2 separate regions of the Homo sapiens genome follow, and region 2 is linked to region 1. Evidence: chromatin loops called from intact Hi-C (ENCODE). Cell type or tissue: PC-3. All regions are shown on one strand. Links, peaks and the distances in the headings refer to the core of each region. The heading gives the core; the rest is flanking DNA.

Region 1 (8,343 bases), core at 122-8,121:
AAGACCCCCTCATCCCTTGTTGGTCCCAAAGGCAAGTAGTGGCAGGGCAGAGAGAATAAAGTAACCTACTAGAAGCTGAGGGAACACTGGGGCATAGGATGAGGCAAACTATGCCCACCCCCACAACAAATACCCACTAGTTATTTGAATGATAAGATCTGGAGTTACCAGCTTGGGCTGAAGCAAAGTACTCATCCCTAAAATAGACCTGGTGGCAACCCACAGAACATTCTGTAAACTCTAAAGCACTATATAAATGTACTTGTTATCTTTACTACTGTTACCAAAGAGGCAACATCCAGACCCAACCATTTGGAAATTGTGTTTTACTCATTTTTGTTTTTAAGCTATTAATGGTCTCGGTGGTTTCTTCATTGAACTTTGGAGCATTTATTAGTCATGTCAAATATTCTCTACAGAAATTCTAGAGCAATCAATCAATCAATGAAGGGGGAAAACACTTTTAAAAATGTGTCTTTCCCTCTAAAAGACATTGAATTTCCATTACTAAACAGAACACTTACCACACAGCCTGAAATATTTATATGTGGATGACTTTACCAATATTCAAGGCTATTCCAAGCAACAAGGAGTCAGTTCTTTTATTACAGCTCTATGACCTAGAGGGCTTACAAAACAAAAACTGTGCTCTGAATATTATTCCTGCTTCCACCCATTACATACACAGAAAACACAGTTCTGGAAGCTTTAGTATAGGAGTTTTGTCCTTCATTTCAGCCACTTCAGAGATGCAGAGATCCAGCTTCAGAGACTAAAATATTGCACTATGCAATTCAGTACTAGACTCAGGCAATGTAAAGCATAATGTGAGTTCTGACCACTCCTAAGATTATCCAATATTTGAGGCATAAAATCTGAGTGGAGGGGATGATGAAAGGGAGGCTAGCATGTGAGTACTGGAGGCAATTCTATCTGCTCAGATACAGGGACTTGAATTCTCTTTGGAATAGGCATAGCCGTTCTTTAAAAAAAAAAAAAGAAAGAAAGAAAAGAAAAGAAAAAGAACCCTAGGTTACATCTACCAATTTTTCTTGAAGAAAAATGTGAAATAGACCGAGTGCGGTGGCTCACACCTATAATCCCAGCACTTTGGGAGGCCAAGGCGGGCGGATCACAAGGTCAGGAGATTGAGACCATCCTGACTAACACAGTGAAACCCCGTCTCCACTAAAAATACAAAAAATTAGCCGGGCATGGTGGCAGGCACCTGTAGTCCCAGCTACTCGGGACGCTGAGGCAGGAGAATGGCTTGAACCCAGGAGGCGGAGCTTGCAGTGAGCTGAGATCATGCCACTGCACTCCAGCCTGGGCGACAGAGTGAGACTCCACACCAAAAAAAAGAAAAAAAAAAGTGAAATAACCTAAATGCAGTTGTTTCAAACTAAAAATACAAGTATTTTGTTTGGTAGAGAATATTTTCATTTTGGGTTGAGCTTGCATGTTTTTTAGAGACATTTTTGTCATTTTTTTTGGAGGGGAGTTATGGATTGAGACTAAAGTTCCCCTAAAGTAAGTTCACAATCCTGGGATGAGACAGAGACTTGGACAAAACATAGGGACTCAGAAAGTCAACCTTAGACTTGGAGGAGAACTTCCTTCTCTTTCTGGACCTTGGAGCACGTATGCTTAGATTCTTATGAGTAGATATACTCAGAGCACTGAATATGTGTATCATCAGCTGGCCTCTGCCACATAGAAACATGCAGAAAACTAAGCAGGCAGGCACTAGAAAGGTTTCTGAAGGTACCCTAGCTATGTATGCTGAAGGTACCCACAGTGCTATGGACTGAACTGTTCCCCACTGCCACCGATTAATAGGTTGAAGCCTTAATCTCCAAAGTCACTATATTTGGAGACAGGGCCGATAAGAAGATAATTAAGGTCAAATGATATTTTAAGATTGGGGACCTGATCCAATAGGATTAGTGTCCTTTTGTCACCAGAGAGTTCACTCTTTCTTCACCACGTGAGGACACAAGGAGAAAGCAGCTGTGTGCAAGTCAAAAGGAGGACTCTCACCAAAACTGAGTTGGCCAGCACCTTCATCTTGGACTTCCCAGCCTCTAGAACTGTGAGAAAATTAATTTCTGTTGTGTAAGCCACCCAGTTTATGATATTTTGTAATAGCAGCTTGAGCAGAATAAGACACACATCTAGTAACTGTTTCAGGATGCTTTTTGTATTGTATTGGTTTTATTATTCCTTCACCTTAAGGGGTCCTGTTAAATCTGACAGTATAGCAGACCATTCGAGTATTTGAATGGCTAGTATGCTCCAGGCACTGCACTACATAAGGGAAAATAATGATAAACAAGATAATCACAGTCCCTAACCTTATGAGAAGTCTAGAGTGAAAGATATTAAACAAATACATATACAAGTAAGTCATGACAATTGTGACAAGTGCTATGAAAGAGAAATGTTTCCTGCACATATGAGAGCATACTGTAATCTCTGCCATGCTGTGCAGAATTAAGGGAAGATGCTGCTCCTTTTGTGGCACAGTAAAGAACGGGGCAAGGCCAGCGTGGTGGTGGGGGCACCCACAGCATGTAGGAGATCAGAGATTTCTGGGTTATGGGGCATGATGGCAAGAGCCAGATGGCAGCTTGATGAGGAGACTGGAACACTAAACTAAAAGCCCCATGAAGGCAACAACAATCTCTTGTTCACTGCTGCATCTAAGGGGACACTCAATACGTACTTGTTTGATGGACAGATGGATGGATGGATGGATGGATGGATGGATGGATGGATGGATGGATGCGCACAAGTGACAAGACCAGAGGGGAAAGCTCAGAAATAAGTGGAAGATAATCTGAGGTGACTATAGTCCTATACTTCAGCATATAAAAACACAAAGTGGCTGTAATAAAAATAGGAAGAGAAAGTGACACCTTATTGTAATTTCCAGGGACATTCCGGTAACATTATACTGTGATTTGTTTGTGGGGCCATGTGAAAAAATGTCTGTAATAAACACCTATTATTTCTGTCCAACAAGCATTTCCAAAGTTTCCAAGGGATCCAAAGATTCCTTTGGAAAAGAGGATCTAAAATTTCCTTTGGGAAACCACCCTCCACCATTCTCCAGTCATATGGTTTCCATGGAACTGATTCCATCCCTAGCAACAGGGGGGTCCTGGACTGGCTTATAATAATACCATACCCATCCCTGTGGCTACACTGATTAGTTCCAGTATGGCACATAACCCAGTCACAGCCAAGAAAACATATTTACTTTTCTTCTGGAATTCGTAATGTGAGGATTAAATCACCAAGTGAGCCAGTAAAGCTGACAGCTAGACAAAGCAAACATAGAGACAGATCCTGGTGATAATATTTGAGTACTGGATCAAAGTACACTGGCAGCAATAAATTTATGTGAACCAATAAATTCCCATTTTGCTTAAAGCACTTTGGGTGGGTTTTTCTAGCACTTGTATTCTAAAGAATACTAATGAACACACACATGCCTTGCTCGCTCTGTCCTCCATTATCTTCCAGGCTGAAACAGGTTGGGTCACAGGAGCTGTGGATCTCCCTACCTTATGCCTTTCAGCAAGGGCTGCTGGGATTTCTCTGGCAGATCACCAGTCACCCTGCCATGAGTGAATGTCCTGGGTAGGGCTCCCTATGCCTTTATGATTAAAGGCCCCAGGTTACAACTTGCCCTCCCTGCATCTGTTTCCTATGGCAGGAAGGCAAATGCCCCGTAAGAGATAACTGGGGAAATTCCTAGACTTGAAGCTCTGTTACTGTTGCAATAACAGATTTCAGCTTTTTCTGTCCCCACTCTGTCAGTATCACAACTACTCAAAATCAAGAAAGAAGAAGATTAGGGACCCAGTAGGATTACAGAAACAAGGAGCACAGCCCCCAAAGGCAGAGGGGCAGTTTCAACTCCTCTTACACTGCACCGTAGCCCAAGATTAAACAACCATGGCCCTTTTTCCTTCAGTTCTCCATCACAGATTGGTAGCACAGTCTATGATGAGAAGATGCTACGGGCTGAACTGTGTCCCCCCAAGATCATATGTTGAAGCCCTACCCCCAATATAACTGTATTTGGAGATAGGGCCTAAACAGAGATAATAAATTTAAGTACAGTCATAAGGGTGGGGACCTAATCCGATGGGACTGGCATCCTTACAAAAGAGGGAGAAACACCCTCGAAATGGCCATGTGAGGGTGTAGCAAGAAAGCAACTGTCCACAAGTCAGGAATAGAGTCCTCACCAAAAACCAAATCAGCTAGAATCTTCATCTTGGACTTCTAGCCTCTAGAACTGTGACAAAATAAATTTCTGTTGTTTAAGCATCCAATCTATGTATGGTATTTTGTTATGGCAGCTCGAGCCAATTAATACATAGGAGGTTACACAGTAGCCCCTTTATCTGCAGTTTTGTTTTCTGCAGTTTCAGTTACTTGTAGTCAAGCTCAGTCCAAAAATACTATATTTTGAGAGAAAGAGAGACTACATTTACATAACTTTTATTAAGTATATTGTTATAATTGTTCTATTTTATTAGTTATTGTTAATATCTTATGTGCCAGATTTATAAATTAAACTTTATCATAGGTATGTATGTATAGGAAAAAAACATAGCATATAGCATATACTGTATAGGGCACAATTTCAGGCATGCACTGGGGGTATTGGATCATATACCCCTCAGATAAGGGGGGACTACTGTAGTTACCTAAAGCCAATAGGAGCAAACTGTGAGGATACGTTGTCCAAAAAGCTAATGCAATCTCAACCTGCATTGAGAAAGGAATAAAGTAGTATTGATGGACAATAATAATCATATTTTACTGTACCAGCCATAAAAAAAGACAGTCAGTAGCCCAGCCAGGGTGATGAGTCACCATTGATGAAAATTGGAGTTGCTGGCTTGGAAAAGAGGAGGTAGTTGTTTTCAAGTAGCAAAGCGATGTCATAAATAGGGAGCTAACCTTGTTCTGCGTACCTCAAAAACTAGATCAATGAAAAAAGGAAGGGTAAAGCTGGTTTTAGGTTAACATTGGAAAGCTGACACAAAGAACTGCCCAAAAATTAACAGGGTTTCTCATTGGGCCAGTGAGCACTTTATTACTGAAGACAGACAAGCAGAAGGTGAGTAAGGAACCCTCAAAAATATTAAGTTACTTAATATTAATTAACTCCCACTGTGGGGCATAAGGTTGAACTATAAAATCTTTATTTCGTCTTCCAACATTATGATTCTATCACTAATTAGTAATCAAGAACCAGACTACTGGTTTCAAATTCCAGCTCTGTCATTTACAAGCTGTGTAACTACCAGCAAGTTACTTAACACCTCTTCATCAGTTTCCTTGTTTGTAAAACTGTGGCATCAAGAGTATCTTCTTCATCTTATGGTGGTAAAATGAGTTAATGTATATAAAGAACCTTCCAGGAACCAAGCACCTGGCCCACGGGAAGCCCCCAGTAAGCATTAGCCATTAGCCATTATTATTAATAGTTGAATGACAGCTTTGTGCTCAGTCCCATTATAACTAAAATTGGATACCAAAATATACATGTGGCCCTGGTTCTCAAGACTGATATATGAAAACAGGAGCAAACAATGATAGCCACCAATTTTTGAGTTCCTACTACAAATTTAACGCTATAGTGTTTTTTGAGCAACCAGCAAAATAAGTATTACCATTCCCATCTAAGATTTAAAAAATTATAAAATTAAATAATTTGCAGCTAGTTACAGGAAGATGGTAAGCTTTTTCAGGCTCCAAGGGGTGGGCTCTTTCAAGTCTGGTAGCCATCTCAAAACTAGCCTGTTCCTTTCTATTACCTAATTTTATCTTTGCCACACTCTCTTAGGTAAATAGAGTGGACAGTATCATATGAAAGTTGAACATATAGGCTCTGGAGCCAGGCAACCTAGGATCCGAAGGCAGCTCTATCATTCATTAGCTATATGACACTGGGTAAGTTACTTAACTCAGGGCTCACCTCCTTCACTATAAAATAAAGAGGATGATAAGAGCACCTGTATCAAAGGCTTTCTGGAGGATTAAATGAGCTAATACATAGGAAGTACCTGGCACATGGCTAAGTAGCTGTTATTGTCATCCCAGTGATGGATAAAAAAACTAAATCAGTGAAGAATCTAGACCACAAATCAAGTTTGTTGTTTCTCAGCCATTTTTCCACTAGGTCATATGGCTGTACTGATATGACATGTTAGTGTTTTTCTTCTAAAATAAAAGACAACAAATTATATTTCCACAAACTCAAATATTCCTAACACTGAGCCCTTAGTCAAAATGATTATATTTCTACCACCCTACAAAGTTCAAATACCCAATATGTTTTAATGCTAATGACTTAATCTCTAACCATAAAAAAATAGGTCCCTGATTGCCCCTTTTCTCCCCCTCCGCTGCCAGCATCACTCAGTAAAAGAAGGAGCCTTCTGGTCCTCCTGGCCCAGCCACAGCTTCCACAGTCAAGGATACTTTCAGGCCTCAGCACCCTACTTCCTGCCCTGCTACACATTTGAACATGTGGCTGTTACAGAAATCCTACTTTCCTCACATCCAGCTTCCATTTTCTTTACTAAATGGTGGAGTTTTCATTTGGTGATCTTTCCAACGATTCCTGGTAGACTTCTGAACAAACCCACCATGGGCAAACATTTCCTCTTAGTGAAACTCCTTGTCATCCTGACACTGATTATTGTTTTTCCTTATTGTAGCCCTTGATGATGGCAAAGTAACACTCACCCCTCTCTTCTATTGTGACTTAGGGACCAGAATGACTAGTCCTTGAATTAAAAAAAATTTTTTTAAAGAACCACTGGGAATTATTGACAGTACCTATTCTCCCCCCTTTTCCTCCCTCACTCTCAAATCAGGCCTCTGACCCACATTTTCACATACACAATGGTGTTTGTACCAGCCTGGGGATGCCAATTCCATGCCCAATCTTGCTCCCCCCATATGGCAGAAAGGGCTGCCACCATGGGACAGCTGCTGAGCTGTGCTAAATCCTGTATGGAGTACTTGTGGCCCAGAGGGTGTCACCTCCAAGATGTTCAGGGCTCCATCTCTCCCTCCCTGTCTGCCTATTATGCTTGGAAGCAGGCGTGCAGCATAATCACCCCTGTCTCTCCTGGATCCCTGAGGGGAGCCTCCTCCTCAGGGTGGAACGTCTGTCATATGGCCACTAGGCATCTGGTTTTAAGCAGATTTTTGTTGAGAGGTGAAATGGTGCCAGTATTGTACTGTTTCCCTTCCCTGTGGACATTTGTCAGAGTAAATGACAAGAGTAGATTAGCCCATTAAGGATCTGAGTCCCACCGGCTAAAATTTTGATTATTTATATAAAGGATCTTAAGCTTCATGTACTAGGGATCCCTTCCAGTGTTAAAGTGTAGGGGGGCTTGAGTTGTCTTTCAGAGTTTATATTCTTGTCTGGGTGCCCCTACAGTCACATATTTTGCAACCTATAGTTGGTTTCATTTTCTTCCTTACAACTACTCTGTGTCCTTGTTACTGATGTGGAAACATTTTGTACTTCAGACTCAGGTTGATGAACATTGAAGCTTTCAGGCTAAATCAGCAAGAGGCTGAGAAACAGGTCAAAAAGGTCATCTCTTCACTCAGCATCAGAAAGTGCTGGAACTGGAGGACTGACAAAGCAGTATGGTTGGGGACAGATACAAAAGCAGAAACCAAAAGCCTAGAAAAAAGTAACATTGTCCAATGATATGAAGAAAGAAAGGAGAGAAGGAAGGGATAGAAGGGAGCAAAAAGAACGTCCATTGTCGTGTTTGCTCAAAAAAAAAAAAAAAAAAAAGAATGGTGAGAGAGGGAGAGGGAAGAAGAAATGAACATTTACTAAGCGTCTACTGTGTACCTTATAGTACACAAAACCTTACAAGATGATTCCATGTATGTTTAATCCCCACTAGGACCTAGTAAGAAAGATGGCACCCCATTTTTACAGAAAAGTAACTTGCCTGGAATTGCTTAATTTTGCTAACAAATATGATATAGGACCTAAATTCAAGTGTGGTCTATATAAAATCTCATTCTTTTAAACGAATCACTTTCTAAGTCTAAATGATTGTTCATCCTAAGCCACTGAAAAAAATGAATATAACTATGGATACATAACATGTTAACATTTAGAGGAAGCTGAGTGACGGGTTTTTTGGAACTCTCTGTACTAGCTTTGCAAATCTTCTGTAAATCTAAAATTATTTCAAAATAAATAGTTTTTCTTTTAATGAAGTAACTGCACTTCACAGAGCACATGTAGCCCACACAAGGAGCTGGTGATATTGTGGA
Region 2 (8,343 bases), core at 204-8,203, 63 kb before region 1:
TCATTTTTAACAGCAGCAGCATCTCCTCTGGGATGACTCCCCGGACAAAGTTAACTGATTGATATTCATTCTTTGTCTCTCTGCCTCTCTCTCTCTCAATTGCATTGTAGCACTTACCGTGTTGAGCTGTGATTAATACTTACGTATGTGTTTTTCCCAACTGCACTAGCTGCTCCTTGATGACTATCTCCCAGTCTTTGTATACACAATACCCAGCATATCCCAACACATTCTAGGTCCTCAATATGTCTCTGAATTAAACTGAACACCAGACTAAGAAGTATGCTATTCCTTACGCAAAGTTTTAAGTTGCTGTCTCTGGGCCTTTTTACTTTGCTCAGTGGCAATCTGTCTGTCCTCTGTTCCATACGCCAGGGGTTTTTACTATCGCTCATCTTTAACCAGGGATAAGTATATCAGCTGTTGTATTTAATCCAAATGGGTTACATACATTTCAAATCTGTCTTCTATAATTATGGAGTAAGGGTTTTTCTTCCTATAAAGACTTTTACGTGTGAGGAGAAGTTCACTGACAATTAGCTAATGCTTGGTCTATTTCTAGAAGTGCTAAAAATGACCTTATGGAACCGCCTTTGCAAAATTATGACAGACAGTGAAAGAGATCTAACTTAACTGACTGCACCTTGCTTCTAATCTCCAAGCTGTCCTTGTTGATTCCTGGGCATAGGCTGAACTAACTTCGGGAGAAACTTAGTTTACAGTTTAAACAAAGACAGTAACAGCCCTTTCCCAAAGCAGACCTCCTTCTTGCCTGGGGACTAGATTGCCTTTGTAGGACTCACATTAGCCAGAAGATTAAAAATTATGGTTTAGGAGTCATGCAGCTGGAGGCTACAAGATTCCGACCCTCCCTAAACTGCACCTAAGATCAGTGCTTGAGATATTTTGCAGCCCCTGCACTTGATGGATCAGCTGGCACCACCCAGATCAATAAACTGGCTCATCTGATCTTCTGGACCCCCACCCAGGAAATGATTCAGCACAAGAAGACAGCTCTAACTCCCTATGATTTCATCTCTGACCAATCGGCTCTCCTGGAACACTGGCTTCCCCCACCCACCAAGTTATCCTTAAAAACTCTGCTCCCCAAATGCTCAGGGAGACTGATTTGAGTAATAATAAAACCCTGGTCTCCCGCACAGCTGGCTCTGTGTGAATTACTCTTTTTCTATTACAGTTCCCCTGTCCTGATGAATCGGCTCTGTCTAGGCAGCAGGCAAGGTGAATCCCTTAGGCAGTTACACTTATACCCCACCCCCCCAAAAAAGCCATAAATTTTGAAATGAAATTTATATTATAAAGAGCTAGAACCGTCAGACTCTGAAACATCAAAAATTCTCTCAAAATTTCTACCAAGGATTGTGTCTGACATCATCTTTTCCTAAAACAAGCAACAATTAGCAATAGTACTTCAACCACTCACTTAATTTCCCCCAATCATTCTCAGTATTCTCAAAAGAAAGTTTCCAAAACTACCCAAATCCCATAATGCTCGCTCGCTCTCTTTCTTTTTCTCTCTCCTCTCTCTCTCAGACACACAAGCACATGTGAATACACACACACACACACACACACACACACACACACAGAGCAACAAAAAGATGTAGAGGTAAAACTGAATATACCATTCATTCTTCCAAGGTAATGTTATTTTGCTTGTGGGGTTCCTAATTCCTCCTACTAGTGTTTTCAGAAAAATTCTTGCCAATTAATAATTTAATGCTTGATTCCAAAAATCTGAATCTTGCCAGTTCCTCTACTTTGTCTCTAGCTTCCAAAAATTAAAAAAAAAAAAGTGATCTTAAAGAATTATATTGCTATAAAGAAGCTTTACTCTGTTAAAAAATATATAACTATTTTCAGAGTTCATTGTTATGGCCATTTGATTTGGATGACTAGTACTTCTTACCCATTACAAACACTACGTCTGACCCATTAAATTGACACTGGTCCAAGTTTCACTAAACTAAAACATCCCCTCCTCGGCCTGCTAATGGTGTATTTCTTTATAAAAAATCTTAACTAGTGACTCAGAACTCCTTTACAAAGAGTCACAGAAGCCACAAAAAAAAAATGCATCACAAGTAAAAGAAAAAAATGTTACATTAATAAATACTTAGTATTTACAAAGTGGTTACAATTTTGATTTGCATAACAAGTCTTCCCCAGTTCCCAACCTGTTAGCCACTCCTTCCTCAAGCTAGCCTCCTCAGGACCATGTGCATCCTTCTGTACAGCAGTTTATTTGTTCATCTCCTCTGTGAGGCCCTGACCCTTGTAGGAGCATTCTATATCCCCAGGGCACAGTACAATTAAGGAATAAAGTAGGTACTTATAAATATGTGTAGGGAAAAAAAAAGAGAAGGAAGGAGAGAAGGGAGGAAGAGGGAGAAGGAGAGAAGAAAGAAAAGAGAAGTAGAGAGAGAAAGAGAAATAGGAGTGAAAGAGTACTAATCTGCATATCTTGCAGATGAGGAAACCACCCTTCAAATCAGGTAAGTGGCTTCCCTAAGGAGCTTCCACTCCACCCCACTACACCTGGAATCTTTGACTCCAAGCTACACCTTAGTTCCTTCTAGTCTCCACATTTGAGGTACCCTGCCTCTTTCTAACTTCCTCTTATGAGATCATTCTTCAAAAAACAACAGTTAATCCCACCTTTTCATGAAGCTTTTCTCACCTATTTCAACTCCCCATGATTTTTCCCTCTACTGCAGACCAATGTCACCAATTTTTATAGAATCATTTTATTTTATTTAGAAACAGGGTCTTGCTCTGTCACCCAGGCTGGAGTGCAATGATCGTAACTCTGCAGCCTCAAACTTCTGGGCTCAAGCAATCCCCCAGCTTCAGCCTGCTGAGTAGCTAGGACTACGGATGAGCACCCCCACGCCCAGCTAATTCTTTTGGTTTTTGGTTTTGTTTTGTTTTGTTTTTGTTTTGTAGAGATGGAGGTCTCACTATGTTGCCCAGGCTAGTCTTGAACTCTTGGCCTCAAGTGATCCTCCTACCTTGGCCTCCCAAACATACAAACATGTTAACACTTAAATAAAAACAAATAGTAGTCTTCATGTGTACATTTTATGTATTTACCTATCCTTTTCTCAGAAAGATTTTAAGGTGACTTTTGACATATGTGTGTTCTAGCTCTATAAAATGCATGTATATTCACTAGGGGTTGGGGTTATGGTGCATATGTCTTACTTATGATGTTTTATCAGTCACAGAAAACAAGACAAGAATTTATTTTTAGGACTTAGTTACTTTTCCTGTTTCTGAAGTTCTCTTGCCACAGTTTAATATACACTCCTCTACTTCTCAGTACTACTATTTAAACTAACAAATAACATCCCTCAAAAGAAATCAGCCTGAGTGAGTTTAAAAAGGATGATCTGTTCACTCAGTTCTGCACCTTCAGGAATCTACTGAAATTAAAACCAAGAGTCATAATGAGTCACTCCTCTTCCTCTTACACAAGGAAAGAGCAATCATGAATGGAATACACAACGAATAAGGCAGGTCCCTCCAGTACTAAAATCTGCCCAAGTCTTTTCATGCCAGCAAAACTAAAAAATTCTAACCCCAAAAAGATCTTTAATCATTTTCTCATTTTTTTCCATTTTCAGAGCCTTCATAACAGTAATGTTTTCAGCTTTAAGAGAACTTACCACCACTCCATTGTTTACAGTGTAGTAAAAGATTTATCTTATGCAAGTTGCTCAGTCTTTCTTCCATTTCACCAGCACTAATACAGCCACTGGTTTCTTCCCTGATCAATTAATAAGTTGTTAACGGCAAAGCCTCAGAACCGTGCAATAAAAGACACTGCAGAGCTCTGCTAATGGTCACATATCAGGAACAACAGTTCTGGTTTGTAGGGAATCAAACTCCCTCATTATTTGTGTTCACTTCTGGTAATTAAGCATTTAAACAGCACTTGACATTCAGCAACCATTTTTATAAGCATTCCTCTTAAGAACCTAGAACACCATCAATTCGATAGCACTGTCTTTGTAAGGCACAAACTGATGGTGGCTAAGGACCAAGAAAGCTTCTCCCTTCTGTGTGAAGGTGATGCTACTCCCCTTAGGGAAACCACTAAGCTTCTTTTCCAACAGCAGTTTCTGGTTTGTGCTAATTTGTGGACAGTCTTTCTGGTCTCCTCTTGACAGATGGCAGGTGTTTCAGAACTTTGACCCTGTCCTGAAAATGCCAAGCATCATATGGCCAAAGTGGAACACAACATACTGACTTAGAAATAATGGTCATGTAATGACCCCATGTTAAGCTGCTCTAGGAGGTTATAATTTTTTGTTTGTTTGTTTTTGAGATGGAGTTTCGCTCTTTTCGCCCAGGCTGGAGTGCAATGGCGCGGTCTCAGCTCACTGCAACCTCCACCTCCTGGGGTCAAGCAATTTTCCTGCCTCAACCTCCTGAGTAGCTGGGATTACAGGCTTCCACCAACATGCCCGGCTAATTTTTGTATTTTTAGTAGAGATGTGGTTTCACCATGCTGGCCAGGCTGGTCTCAAACTCCTGACCTCAGGTGATCCACCCACCTCGGCCTCCCAAGGAGGTTATGATTTAAAGGGAACTTACACATTTTGTTTTGTTTAAATCATGGAGAACAATGAAAAGAACTATTATTTATATTTGGAGCAAGCCAACCACTAAAGGAATAAACTCAGTGCTTAAAATGGATTGTTTTCTCCCTCACCTGTTGAGGAAAAGATTCTTTAAATGAATTTAATAAATGTACTGTGCACTAACCACAAGCCAGCACTTGGAAGAAAACAGTGACCCAGGATCAAAAGGATGATCACTGTGAATAAGTTGTGTCAGGCTAACTTCCTCCTACTTCTTTGTTTTTAACAAGTTTGCCAAATTAACGGTTTAGAAAATGTAATCCATATGTATACCTATCTAAATTTCATCAAATATTTTAACTATGTTGATTGAGATGTGGACAAGATAATGGACAACAGGAAATCTGTAACACATCTAATGACTTTGTCTAACAGTTACCGGTTTCTGGGTCTTTATCAGTCTGGAAGGAGGTTTTTTTGGTGCCACACTGTATTAATTGTCCCTTGCCTATTGTGAACAGATCTTTCCTTTAAGAGCTTCTCAGATCCATTCACTTCCTTCCACCTCACTGCATATCTTGGTAGCAGTCCTGGCTATCTTTCATCTGGGTCCCTGCAATGACCAATCTCTGCCTCCAGTCTTGCTTCCCTCTGGTTTTTAACCACATTTGAAGAGTGCCCATCTTTCCTGATTTGCCCAGTTTATGCCTGTTGTCCCAGAATAATTATTAATAAAGCCCGTTCATTCTCAAAAGTGCCTCCATTGGGTGAAATTATATGCCTAACTTTAAAGAGTATGATTCTAACCACATCACTCCCCCACTTAACACTTTCAGTGGCTTATCCCTGTCCTTAAAGTCCACATTTATTCAGCATGTTTTTGTTTTTTTTTTCTTCTTCTTAATATCCACTAAACTATAAGTTTCAAGAGGGCAGGGATTATTTAGTCTTATTTTGGTCTTATTTGATAACTAGCAAAACCCCAGGGCCCATAACAGCACCTAGTACATAGTAGGTGCTCAAACACATGTTTAATTATTAGCTTGTAAGGGGTCCACGGTTTGGGCACTGCCTACCTATCCAACTTCATCTCTGCCCTCTATTCACAGTCTAATCTTCAGTCAGATTGTACTGTATTCAGTTCCTTTCTCACCTCTAGACCTTTGCGTATGTTGGTACCTGTTCCTCCTTCCCCCACCTCTACCTCTAGTATCCCCCTAATCTCCTGCCTAATTCCTTTAAAGTCACTTCCTTTTGGAGGCCTTCCCCAACCCTCTAGTTAGGAAATGTCCTCGCACTGTGTATGCCCACATCACTCTGCACTTCTCCTAGACTAATACTCATCATACTTTACAGCTAACAATTATTGGTCTCTCACTCTGGTAGTCTGTTTGTTCTGTGATCACACTTATACATACTTCCAGCACCCAGTACAATGTCTACCACCTGAGATGCAATTAATAAATAACTGCTGAATTAACGAAATAGGCTGATACGATCTTAAAGGTGCCATATAAAGATGAAATGGGATGATATTCCTCCCTTATCTGCAATGGATTATGTTCAGTTCTAGGTACCATGTGTTAAGCTCCTGCCTCCTCAGAGAAAAGCAATCAGGAGGATTAATAGAGTGCTAACCAGAAATTGAGATGAGAGAGAGAGAGAGAGACAGAGGGAGGGAAGAAATGAAGGATGAAGGGCCTTCAAATTTCTAGAAAAAAGATTAAACATGTTTTGTATGACCCTGGCAGGACCAATAGAAGAAAATTAGAAAACAAGAAGTTTGGGCTTTTTAGCAGTCAAAACTACCTGAAGATAAATGTGTTGTCTGTGAGGCACTGAGTTTCCTGTCTCCAGAAGCATTCATAATAGGCCAAACTGTGAGTTGGTGGAGATGTAAAGCTGGACTATTTTTAGTAGTAAATAGCAGAGAAGAAAAGTAGTAATGAGTGAAGTAGCTAAGCAGCTTGGAAAGTCAGATTGGAAAGAAAATCCAAAAAAGGCCCCAGTGCATACCTCACTGAGCTGGCTGGGAATTCATCCCTGTCCCCATTCCACATGTCTATGAAGGAAAATAGGCTGGATTAAGTAGAACAAAAGGGAAGACTTAGTAAGCAGGATACTAATGGTGATGTAGTCACTGAAGAGAAAATATGAATCATAAAAATGCAGTTGATGGCCATCCATTCCTGTTTAAAATATAATAAAAATGTACAAATAGATATTGAAATCAGTAGTCAACTTTTGATAATAACAAAGAAAAAGAAAAATCTATTCACTTTAATTCTAGGTGAAAAGAAAGATCTGATCTTTTACAAAATAAATAATATTTGATAATGCTAATGTTCACAAACTTAGCTCCTGAACAATTAATAATTTTTAAAAAGCAAGGAGATGGAGTTGACATCCACTTAATTCTATGAGCACACACACTTCTAACCACTTCATATTCTTAAATCATGCTTTCAGTCACTGATGTAGAAGTGCGTGAATTATTGAGCCCTGCGTTAAGACTCCAGGAGGCAAACTGACGACACTGATCTATGTTTTGGAGGCTTTTTGTTGTTTTGTTGACTTAGTGGAGCAAGAAAGAAATTCCCAGCTGCCAAGTCTGAAGAAGTGGGTGGGACTCTTTCATTCATGGGAGCCAGTCCAGGGGAGTAGACCACTGTTCCCAGGAGGGCTTCCAAAACAACTTCTGAATAATTCATGCTCTGAATTGGAGCAGCCCGCAGCAAGGAGTTTTATAATGCCCTCATGTTTGACTACCATGCAGGCCCTTTTCAAGAACCTATTCCAGAGCTTCATGAAGAGGGATATCGGCTGATTTATAAAACATGCTGGAGTATGACCTGGAACTTATTTCCCCCCAGCCTCCTCTGAGCTGTGCTATAACCTTGCATAAGTCTGTCTTTCTCTGAGGGGGACAAGTCTGAGATTTGAACACCTCAATTTTCACAATTAATAGTTTGGGCTAAACATACTAAAAATAAATGAAAATGCTTTTTACAGCTTTGATGACCATACCACTTTCCACCACTACTCCCCAATACACACACACACACAGACACACACACACAGAGCATTTTCAAATCCAAATATAAAGAGAGAAAGATTTCACTCTCTAGTTAGAAAAGAAGCACAGCAAGAGATAAAATATGCAATGCCAGTTAAAGTCAACATTCTAAAACCTAGAGGGCTTGGTTCTCAGGACAGATTGTCTTACTCTCACAATAGTATTCTAAAGACCTTGGACTGAAGTCAGAGAGTATCTGCCAAGGATCACAGACTTCCCCCACAACTCATCCCACCCACAGTCACTACCAGCCACTGGGTGGTGTAGGAGACAGGCTATCAGCACACACTCTGGGAATCCATCTGGATGAGACTTTTAACCCATGAGGGACTGCCCCACAAAGAATTAACTCCCAGGAATCCTCAGCATGAAGCTCAGTTCAAATGTAGTGTTCTAAGTGAAGAAGGACTTGTTAGCTAATAAAATAATAGAGTCTGGCTATCAGGCATCAGGTCACTGCAAGTGGGCAGCGACAGGATGAACAGGGGAATTATGGCATGGTGCCTGAGCACAGGTGGCTCTCTTCATGGAGGGGGTGCAAACAAGGAAGGGTAGGAAAGAGAGGAAATGGTAGTGGGGGGAGGGTAGGGACAATGGATTGCTGTTTAATGTGTGTGGTTTTGCTTATATGTTTGTTTCTTTTAGTGGGAGAGACGATGA

The links. Peaks named below come from ENCODE experiments on the same cell type or tissue, not always from the same donor. Only the 100,000 strongest peaks of a DNase experiment are listed, where the experiment ranks them.
Region 2: it touches region 1 in a loop (5-fold over the local background); 2 of 110 quality-filtered maps call a loop at or near these places.

The regions. Positions count from the first base shown.
Region 1 is chr14:32,303,323-32,311,665 of GRCh38, reverse strand. No RefSeq gene overlaps it. Among named protein-coding and RNA genes, the nearest start is that of AKAP6, 22 kb to the left of the region's middle. In PC-3, for the core only: no CTCF peak of the experiment used is centred there; a DNase peak (open chromatin) is centred at 3,295; H3K4me3 peaks cover 424 bases; H3K27ac peaks cover 1,252 bases.
Region 2 is chr14:32,366,037-32,374,379 of GRCh38, reverse strand. All of the region lies in intron 1 of AKAP6 (A-kinase anchoring protein 6), which reads right to left. Among named protein-coding and RNA genes, the nearest start is that of AKAP6, 41 kb to the right of the region's middle. In PC-3, for the core only: a CTCF peak has its summit at 7,953; DNase peaks (open chromatin) are centred at 1,979 and 3,449; H3K4me3 peaks cover 700 bases; H3K27ac peaks cover 4,291 bases.